Regions from separate parts of the Homo sapiens genome. Here region 1 is linked to region 2. The links are chromatin contacts, found by POLR2A ChIA-PET in ENCODE. All regions are on one chromosome and are shown on one strand. The core of a region is the stretch at or near the end of the contact, and the rest is flanking DNA. Distances in the headings are between cores, read along the strand shown.

Region 1 (4,085 bases), core at 198-2,697, 840 kb after region 2:
GGACAAGATTTACCTCCCTTCCTACAAAGGAAATAAACCTCTGCAGACCCACTGAAACTAACAGAACATTGTTTTGTTTTTGTTTTGCAGTGATGCCTCTAACCTTGGATTGGCCTGTGTGTGTGTTTGTACATAGAATATTTATTTTTATACAGTTTTCACTTTTTGAAAATGCCAGAAGTATGATGCATCTTACAGATTATTAAAAAAGAAAGAAAAACCTGCATATTTTGTACAGAAAATATCAACCTCTTCCCTTTTGTTTACAAGATGTTTTGTATAAGCCTATGTCTCTAATACATTTTTTGTTTGGTCGTAATGTCTGCATGATATTTGTGCACATTTATTAAGTATCGAAGCTTAATAAATTATTGTGTCCTGGTGCCAAAGGGGGCCAGCCAGAACTGAGGTGCTGGCTAGCTCATGTGTGAATTCACATAAATGTAGAGGTCCATGATATTTGCTAAGCTAGGTGTGTCTAAGAGTATTTTAAACCCTTATGGATTTTCATTATTAAAGGAAATGAAACATGGCAATTCATGATCCTGATTAATCATTATATTAAATACATTCTCTCCTGTGAAAGCAGGAATTCCCAGAAGTAGGGGTCCTCAGAAGTGTGGAGTAAGGTTTTGAAATGTGAGGTTCAACAAAGGGAGGGAAGGGAACTTTATCGAGCAATGTATGTTGTTACAGATCCCAAGTTTATCACAGTGCTTGCTGTGTGAGCATTTAGGTTCAGTTGTGCTAAGGGCACCCAGGGTTTCAAAGGAGCCATTTGCTCTTGCTGTTGGGTTATGGTAGGTTTTTGCTTGTTTGTTTTGCTTTGTTTTGTTTTGAGCTACAGTCCCTAGTACCAGCTATTGCTAATCACAGCTGTTGACTTGATATGAGTTTGTGGGTTCACTCACAACTAGCAGTTGAAGGAGCTTTGCCTCATCTGCTGTTCCACTCCAGCAAAGAGCATTCAGAAACATGCCTAGATCTGGGCTTGGGCTGGGCCAATCTGAAGTTGTTTTTATTTTTTTAAGAAATAATGTTGTATTGCTTTCCATATTTAGTGCATTGCTTAGAAAAGGTCTCAGGAAACCGGTTTTAATGACCAGTTAAGTCTTACCTGTGGTGTAGCATACAGGTTTATCGTTAGCTGTTTGACAACATAAATTCATGCTTCTAAAAGCTTGAAAACAACAAATTACTCCAGTACTTTACATACATCCCCATCTGGTTTACATTTTGCATTTTCTTTACACATCCTTTCTTCCTAGACAACGCAAAGGGAAATTTAACTTCAGACTCTGTCCACATGCTGTCACACAAAACTCTAAATTAGTGGGCTTCACAGTCATTAGACCCCTGCCATGTGTGGGGATGAGGTCACACTCACAAGCGCTCATGGTAATGAAATCACACGCAGCTCAGACCCAAAACGTCTATACCAACATTCTTACTCTAAATGTCACTAGCTTAGCTTAGAACTTGGACAACTTCCTCTTCTAAGTCTTGGGTTCCTCATTTGAAAAGTGAAGCAAGTCTGGGCAACATAATGAGACGCTCATCTCTACAAAAACATTTTTCAAAATTTAGCTGAGTGTGGTGACACTCGCCTGTAGTCCCAGCTACTCCGGAGGCTGAGGTGGGAAGATTGCTTGAGCCCAGGAGTTTCAGGCTGCAGTGAGCTATGATCGCACCGCTGCACTCCAGCCTGGGCAACAGAGTGAGACCCTGCCTTAAAAGAAAAAAAAGGAAAAAAAAAAAAAAAAGGAAGGAAAGAAAAAAGAAAAGTGAAGCCATGCAGTAGTGAACAAGAGTTGATCTCTGTGGACACAAAGAGGGTTCATCTGAACCCAGGGATGTTTCTTGCCCTGGGCCGGATTCTCATGGCCCTGTAGCCCAGGGACAACTTCTCCAGCAGCCACGGAGTACTTTTAGAGGCCACAAAAATATCTTAATTTTTCACCTTTTTAAATTTAGAAAAAAAAAATGAATATATAACAATGAATCCAGCCAGGATTGTTTTTGTCTTTCTACCAGCACAATTGTAAAATATAATTTTTTGTATTTTTTTAATGGAGGAAGGCAAAACTGCCCAGGGCCCCCAAAAGTCATAACGCAGCCCAGCCCACATCCTCTGCCCCTTAGAATTCACAGTCACCCTAGCTGCGGGTGTCCCCACCTCCAGGCCACACTCCTCCCCTCCCAGGCGAGGGCCCAGGCAATCAGGGTGTGACCCCGTTCTGACCCCCTCCCCTTCAGGCTCTGGCCAGGGCAATCACAGCTCACTGATGATCTCAGGATAGAGTAGAACATTCACTGGAACCCAGAAAGGGGAGAGTCAGTGTTAGCTGAATATCCTGGGTAAATGGGCAAAGAAACCTCTTTTGTTCCAGTCCTGGGGTTATTCATTTACTTATGACACTTTACCTACTGCCACAAAGGATTCAAAGTCACAAGAATCTATGTAATAAAATAGAAATGTGTGTAAAGAGAAGTTTAAAAGTCAGAGTCAAGGAAAACAAGTAGAGAGGAGACAGCTGTGGCTGGGAAGCCCAGGGGATGGGGAAGGTCCTTGCCGTAACTGAGGCAGGGTCACACACATCACTTCAGGCCACCTAGTGGTCACAGAAAAAAAAAAGGCTGGGCCTGGTTTCGGAGCCCACACTGCCCTGCCCAGTGGGTTGCAGCCCCCCGAGGTTTAGCCCCGTGTGTGTAAACACATTGTCTCCCCACACGGTTGTTGCTGCCATAGTACTCAGCCAGGACCCCACCCTATCACTGGACTGCACCCCGGGCTCCTGACTTCAGGCCCCTGCCCCCAAGCCTCTCCACTTGAATCTTGGCTGTGTGTCAAATGCAGTACAGGGAGATGAGAAGTAAAAAGACACGTGGTCAAAGAGTTTGCACAGTAGCTGTGAGTCCATACTAACGCCCAGCAGACCAGGACAACCAGGCGAGAAGAAACAATCCAGTGATGGAACAGGAGAAGCAGGCACATTGCAGGAGGGACCAGGGAAAGGCCAGCCCTATGGACAGGGGCCACAGAGGGCTTGCAGAGGAGAAAGACATGCTGTCTGTTTTGGGGGACTTGCGGCACCTCCTGGTGAGAACTGCCTGCCCAGGGAGCCAGAGGTGCACCCAGCCCTGCCCACTGAGCATGTTGGTGAAAGTTCTTTGTAAATTGTAAGGCACTGGGTCTTAAGGCCGTTTGTCTCCTGCAGTTCCTCTCTCATTCCAGTGCCTGTGGCTGCGTGCTCTGGCACAGCAGGACACATGCCTAGCGTTGTCCACCTGGATACCTGCAAAGAATGAGCCAGTACCCCATGGGTGACAGTGTGACCGGGTCATCTGGGCCCGAATGGTGCCTCTCCCCAAGGCTGGGGAGTTGTGGTTGTGGTCATGTGAGCCAAGGGAAGCCACATTGCTTCCCTTGCTGAGGGAAGAGGAGGCTCCTTCCACACATGCCCACCCCGCCCCATCTCCGCCCCACCCAGTGCTGGCCTCCCTTCCCCGGCCCTGCCTTCGCCTGGCAGAATGGCATAGGATGGAGCTGGGGAGGGTTGTCGTTAACCCATAAGTGGAGGAGGGCACTGGCCAGCAAGTCGAGAGACTCAGCTTCTAGTTCTTTCTCTACCATTACCTCACTGTGTGGCTTGGGCACCTTACTCCAGGTCTTAGTTTCCCCAAGCGTCAAGTGAAGAAGCTGGACATGGGTGACCTCCATAAAACTTTCCAGCTCCGACACCCTGAGGCCCTCTGGCCCCACAGGCAGGTCACCTCCTGGGAGGATTGTGGAGGCGGGAGTACTCCATGTCCCCCCCTCCACCTAGAGTTATTTGGCTGTGACAGTATTATGCATGGCATTGGTTTTGCAAAACTGTGTGTGGCATGTGTGTGCTTTGTAACCCCAAATAACAAAACTTGGAGTAGGCCTGTGCCACCCAGGAGTAGGGTGAGCGGGGTCAGCTTGCCTTAGGGCAAGAACAGCTGTAGGGGTTGTTTCTCACATTGGTGTCGACACAGAGGATGTATCAGAGAGAAAGCAATAAAGCACTGGCCACCTGACACACGCGGGAATCCCCAAGCCC
Region 2 (4,182 bases), core at 955-3,454:
TTTTTTTTTTTGGCAGAGGGCAAATATAGAGATGCCACAGTTCTCAGCTGGTGAAACACTGTACTGCTCACAATCTAGCTCTAACATTCTGGCTTGCTGAATAGATTGATAGGTAGGCAGACAGACAAATAACTAGCTCAACAATTCTGTTGCTTCTTGTATTTATTATGATAGCACAATTATTGATTGGGTTTTGATCAGTAGAATAAATAATTAGTACAAATTGGTTTCTAGTGTGACTTTCTTTGCCACCTCTTATTTATACCTGGCTTCGCTAGTATTTCTTTGCCTGTGTGGCATTTTCATCTATTCTCTTTGTTATGTTGATATTTAAGTCCCAGAAAAGAGTGGGTAGGAACCAGAGTAGCTCTCAAGGTGACAGGCAAATCTTCTAAGTGAAAAAAACCATTTTTCACTTTTATTAATTAAAGATTTGCATTGTTTTTGCTGCTTTCTTTTCACAGTTCAAACAGACAACAATATCAGTGTTACTATAGTTATTTATTTTTTTTGAGATGGAGTCTCGCTCTGTCACCAGGCTGGAGTGCAGTGGCGCAATCTTGGCTCACTGCAATCTCTGCCTCCTAGGTTTAAGTGATCCTCCTGCCTCAGCCTACCGAGTAGCTAGGATTACAGACGTGCACCACCATGCCCCGCTGATTTTTGTATTTTTAGTAGAGACGGGGTTTCGCCATGTTGGCCAGGCTGGTCTCAAACTTCTGACCTCAAGTGATCCGTCCGCCTCGGCCTCTCAAAGTGCTGGAATTATAGACTGTGAGCCACCATGCCTGGCCCAAATATGTGCATTTAAAGCTACAAATTTTCCTTTTACACAGTGTCACTGCATTCCACAAATTTGATATGTTGTATTATTATCTTTTATTTCAAATTATTTTATTTTTATTATTTTTTATTTTTGAGACAGAGTCTTGCTCTGTCGCCCAGGCTGGAGTGCAGTGGCTCCATCTCGGGCACTGCAACCTCCGCTTCCCGGATTCAAGAGATACTCGTGTCTGACCTCAGGTGATCCACCTGCCTTGGCCTCCCAAAGTGTTGGGATTACAAGTGTGAGCCTCCGTGCCCGGCCTCAACTTATTTTTAAATTTCCATTGATCTCTTCTTTGACCTAGAGATTTGGAATTATGTTGCTTAATTTCCAATATTTCCGGAATTTTCTGGCTTGTTTGGGTTGATTTCTAATTTTAATTCTATTGCGGTTAGAGATGATACTCTGATTTCAATCCTCTTAAATTTGAGGCTCACACTGAGGATTAAGTATAAAAAAATTTTTTTTGATACCTGTTTCATGGACTCGCCTCACAAACTTCTGTTTTAAGGTGGGGTAATTATAGTGCGTTCAGGGATGGATTTTTCTTCTGCTTTGGTTATGCATAGAGTGCACTGTGGCCCTTCAACACTATACTCTGAAATCCCACACAGTATTTTCCTCATCTGGAGGTCCTATAGGCTTACACTAGGGAGGAGGATCCAGTTCAGGCCAGCGTAGTCTTCAGCTGCGCCGTGGGACTTTCGGGGGAGCGCCTTTGCCCTCTCAGAACGGCTGGGCGGAACGGTGGGTTTGTGAGCCCTCCAGGCTCAGGGTGGGTCGCTCAGGGGCCATCTGGGGACTTTGGGAAGCAATGAAAGTTGTACCCTAGGATTTTTTTCTACTGGTCTTCTCTTCAGAGGCGAGAAAGCCAAGTTAAGAAAACCCAGACTCAGAAGGAGGTGGAGCGGGACTGCGTTCAGGCAAGGTGGCAGAACGCCTCGCCGTGGACGAAGAGAGCACATCTCTTCTTGCGAGGCCTAAGGAAGTAGGGCTCCCACTCGCCTCGGCAACCCAAGGACCCAGCCAAGGAGAGAGCCTCCAGATGAATCCTTCCTCTCCTCCTTCCTTCCCAGCCGCTCAAACTTTCACAAAGAGGAACTGGGTGCGGTAAAGAGGCCGGACACGGAACCGCTCGTCCGGTGACCGAAGAGACGGCGAGGAGGAGCCCGCGAACCCGCCTCTGTTCAGGCCCCGCCCACTCGACGTAATTTGCCCGCCCCTCTCCACCCTCCGAAGGGTGGAGCCTGAGGCCCCGCCTCCAAGCGGCCTCTCCCCGGAGTGCCTGGCGGCCAGCAGGGCGGGGCAGGAGGCTGGGAGAGGGACGGGTGCGGGGGTGGGGGAGAGGAAGGGAGCGGTCACGTGTGAGGGGCGGCCCGAGGTCACGTGACGGAGCGCCGGAGCGGAGGGAGCCGGGGCTGGGAGTTCTCCTGAGGGAAGAGGAGTGGAGTAGGGGGGACGCGGCGGCGGCGTTGACAATGGTGAGTGCGCGGCGGCCAGCGCGCTCGCCTCCCGCCCTCGTCCCGGAGCGCGCGGCGGGCCGGCCAACCGCGGGCCGGGCGTCGCCGGAGGAGGGGACGGGGGAGCAGGGCGGGGAGCGGGGTTAGGCCTGTCGGGCCACCCCTGGGTCTGGGAAAAGCTGGCGGCGCCACCTCTTCCCGGTCTCGGCGAGGCCCGAGCACCTACGGGCGGCGGCGTGCTCTCCTGGCCATGTCGGAGCCTCTGCCCGCGTTCTTCGACTGCTTGTTGGGGCTCTGGCTGGGGACTCGGACCCCGCCTCTGCGGGGGCTGGTCGCCGCCTCCCCTTCCTAGGTAGCCAGTCCCTGTTCTCCTCCCGGGCAGCCTCTCTTCCATCCAGGTGGGGCGACCCGGGAGCCCCCCACCTCCGGACTCTTCGGGGGACTTGGGCACTCAGTGTGTCACGAACTTGATAAACTCTGATATTTTAAAACCTGACTATGGTGACATTCTTTGATTTCATGACCCCAGTTCAGGCTTTCTGTTGACACTTGTAAAATGGGAGAGAAAAATAAAAGGACGTTGGAATGGGGGATATCTTTAACTCCAGAGACACCCGTTTGGTGCCCGCCGTTTTAAGCATTGGCTCTCATTTCCGTCCGCAAGCTATTTCGCTGAACTTAACGCTCTGGGTTGTTGAAACGGCCTATGAGGCAGAGGAGGGAGGGGAATCAGTGCTCTCACCACAGTCCGCGGAAGCACTAGCCTGGGCATTGTGGTATTTAGCTGGGTGTCGGCAGTCTCTAGGTTAGATCTCATTTTACCCATTTTCTGGTAGTAGTCGTCAGTTCTCTTCATTTAGCGCCTACTGTATGCTCTCCTAATACTACCTGCTCTTCCCAAAGCTCACTGATTCAATAGACTGCTTGAGACTTTTGGCTTAAAAGGCCGAGCCAGGTATATTTTTAAAAAGCTACTTTGAATAAATAACTTTTAATTTCAGTAATGATGTTGCTTTCAAAACAAAACAAAACAAAATCCAGACATTCATGTTCATTCTTAGAGCTTTTTTTCTTTCATTCAACAAATAATTGCTCAGGTGTGCCTAGGGGACCCCAGTAAAATGGAAACAGCGCCTACCTGCTCTCGTAGCTTACAATGTAGGGAGAGATAAACATTTATTTGTGTAAATTATTTGTTTAACGTGGAAATTAGAATTGTGACAGATACTAAGAAGGAAGTATTGGGGGACCTTGCCTAGTCAGTGTTAGGGCAGGCTTCTTTAATTGAATATCATTTGAAAAGAAAACTTAAAAGGTCCTCCTATTTTTTGCTTACATTTGTAATTATTACTTTTAATACGCTTTTTTGAATTATGTTCAAGAGCAGTTTATATTTTCAAGTTACCCAAACAGAAACTAAATTGTAAAACTTTAAAACACTGAAATGGTCACAGATGTAATATATGTATGAAAATTTGCTGTTTCATTGCTTGTGTATGGGCTAAGTGAATGAATTTTGAGAGTCAGCCTTCCACCTCAGAAATGCAATGAGTTGCATTTCTTTACATCCACTGGACTTAGTGAAATTCCTTCAGTGGGGACTAAAAAGTTGCCTTTTTATGTATCTACCATGTATTTTTGCTAATTGGTAATGCTCAATATTGGGTTCAGAAATTATATGAAAAATCCTAAATTAACCTAAAGTCAGTGATAGGAGGTTTAGGCCAAGATTAGAAAACTATAAAAACAATTGCTAGCATGTTTTTATAGTCATATATATTGCAGTCCAGTTATTTAAAAGCTCAAGAGTTTTAACTTGCATATTAATAGTTAATCCTGAAAATCGCAATATTCCAAATGCGCCCTTGAAGATATCTTTACCAAAAGAAGTGAGTA

The links. ChIA-PET counts read pairs that join two places held with the same protein, here RNA polymerase II (POLR2A).
Region 1: POLR2A ChIA-PET joins it to region 2 with 12 read pairs in OCI-LY7. The contact joins the enhancer-like site here to the promoter of VPS26A in region 2. POLR2A ChIA-PET finds 5 or more read pairs at or near these places in 3 of 52 experiments (CD4-positive, alpha-beta T cell, HEK293 and OCI-LY7).

What each region holds. Positions count from the first base shown.
Region 1 is chr10:69,958,609-69,962,693 of GRCh38, forward strand. COL13A1 (collagen type XIII alpha 1 chain) reads left to right here. Exons shown (of 41, transcript NM_001368882.1): 41 at 91-536. The coding sequence ends at 93. The region is part of intron 2 of LOC107984242 (a long non-coding RNA gene); the gene reads right to left. Among named protein-coding and RNA genes, the nearest start is that of LINC02636, 49 kb to the right of the region's middle. RefSeq lists an enhancer at 2,730-3,230. Within about 2 kb of position 1,448, at least 2 of the 41 ENCODE cell types and tissues checked have a DNase peak (open chromatin) inside an H3K27ac peak, as active enhancers do; they include OCI-LY7, where a contact is called at or near this core.
Region 2 is chr10:69,121,974-69,126,155 of GRCh38, forward strand. VPS26A (VPS26 retromer complex component A) reads left to right here and starts at 2,205. Exons shown (of 9, transcript NM_004896.5): 1 at 2,205-2,307. The coding sequence starts at 2,305. RefSeq lists enhancers at 1,439-1,798, 2,663-3,169 and a silencer at 2,059-2,458.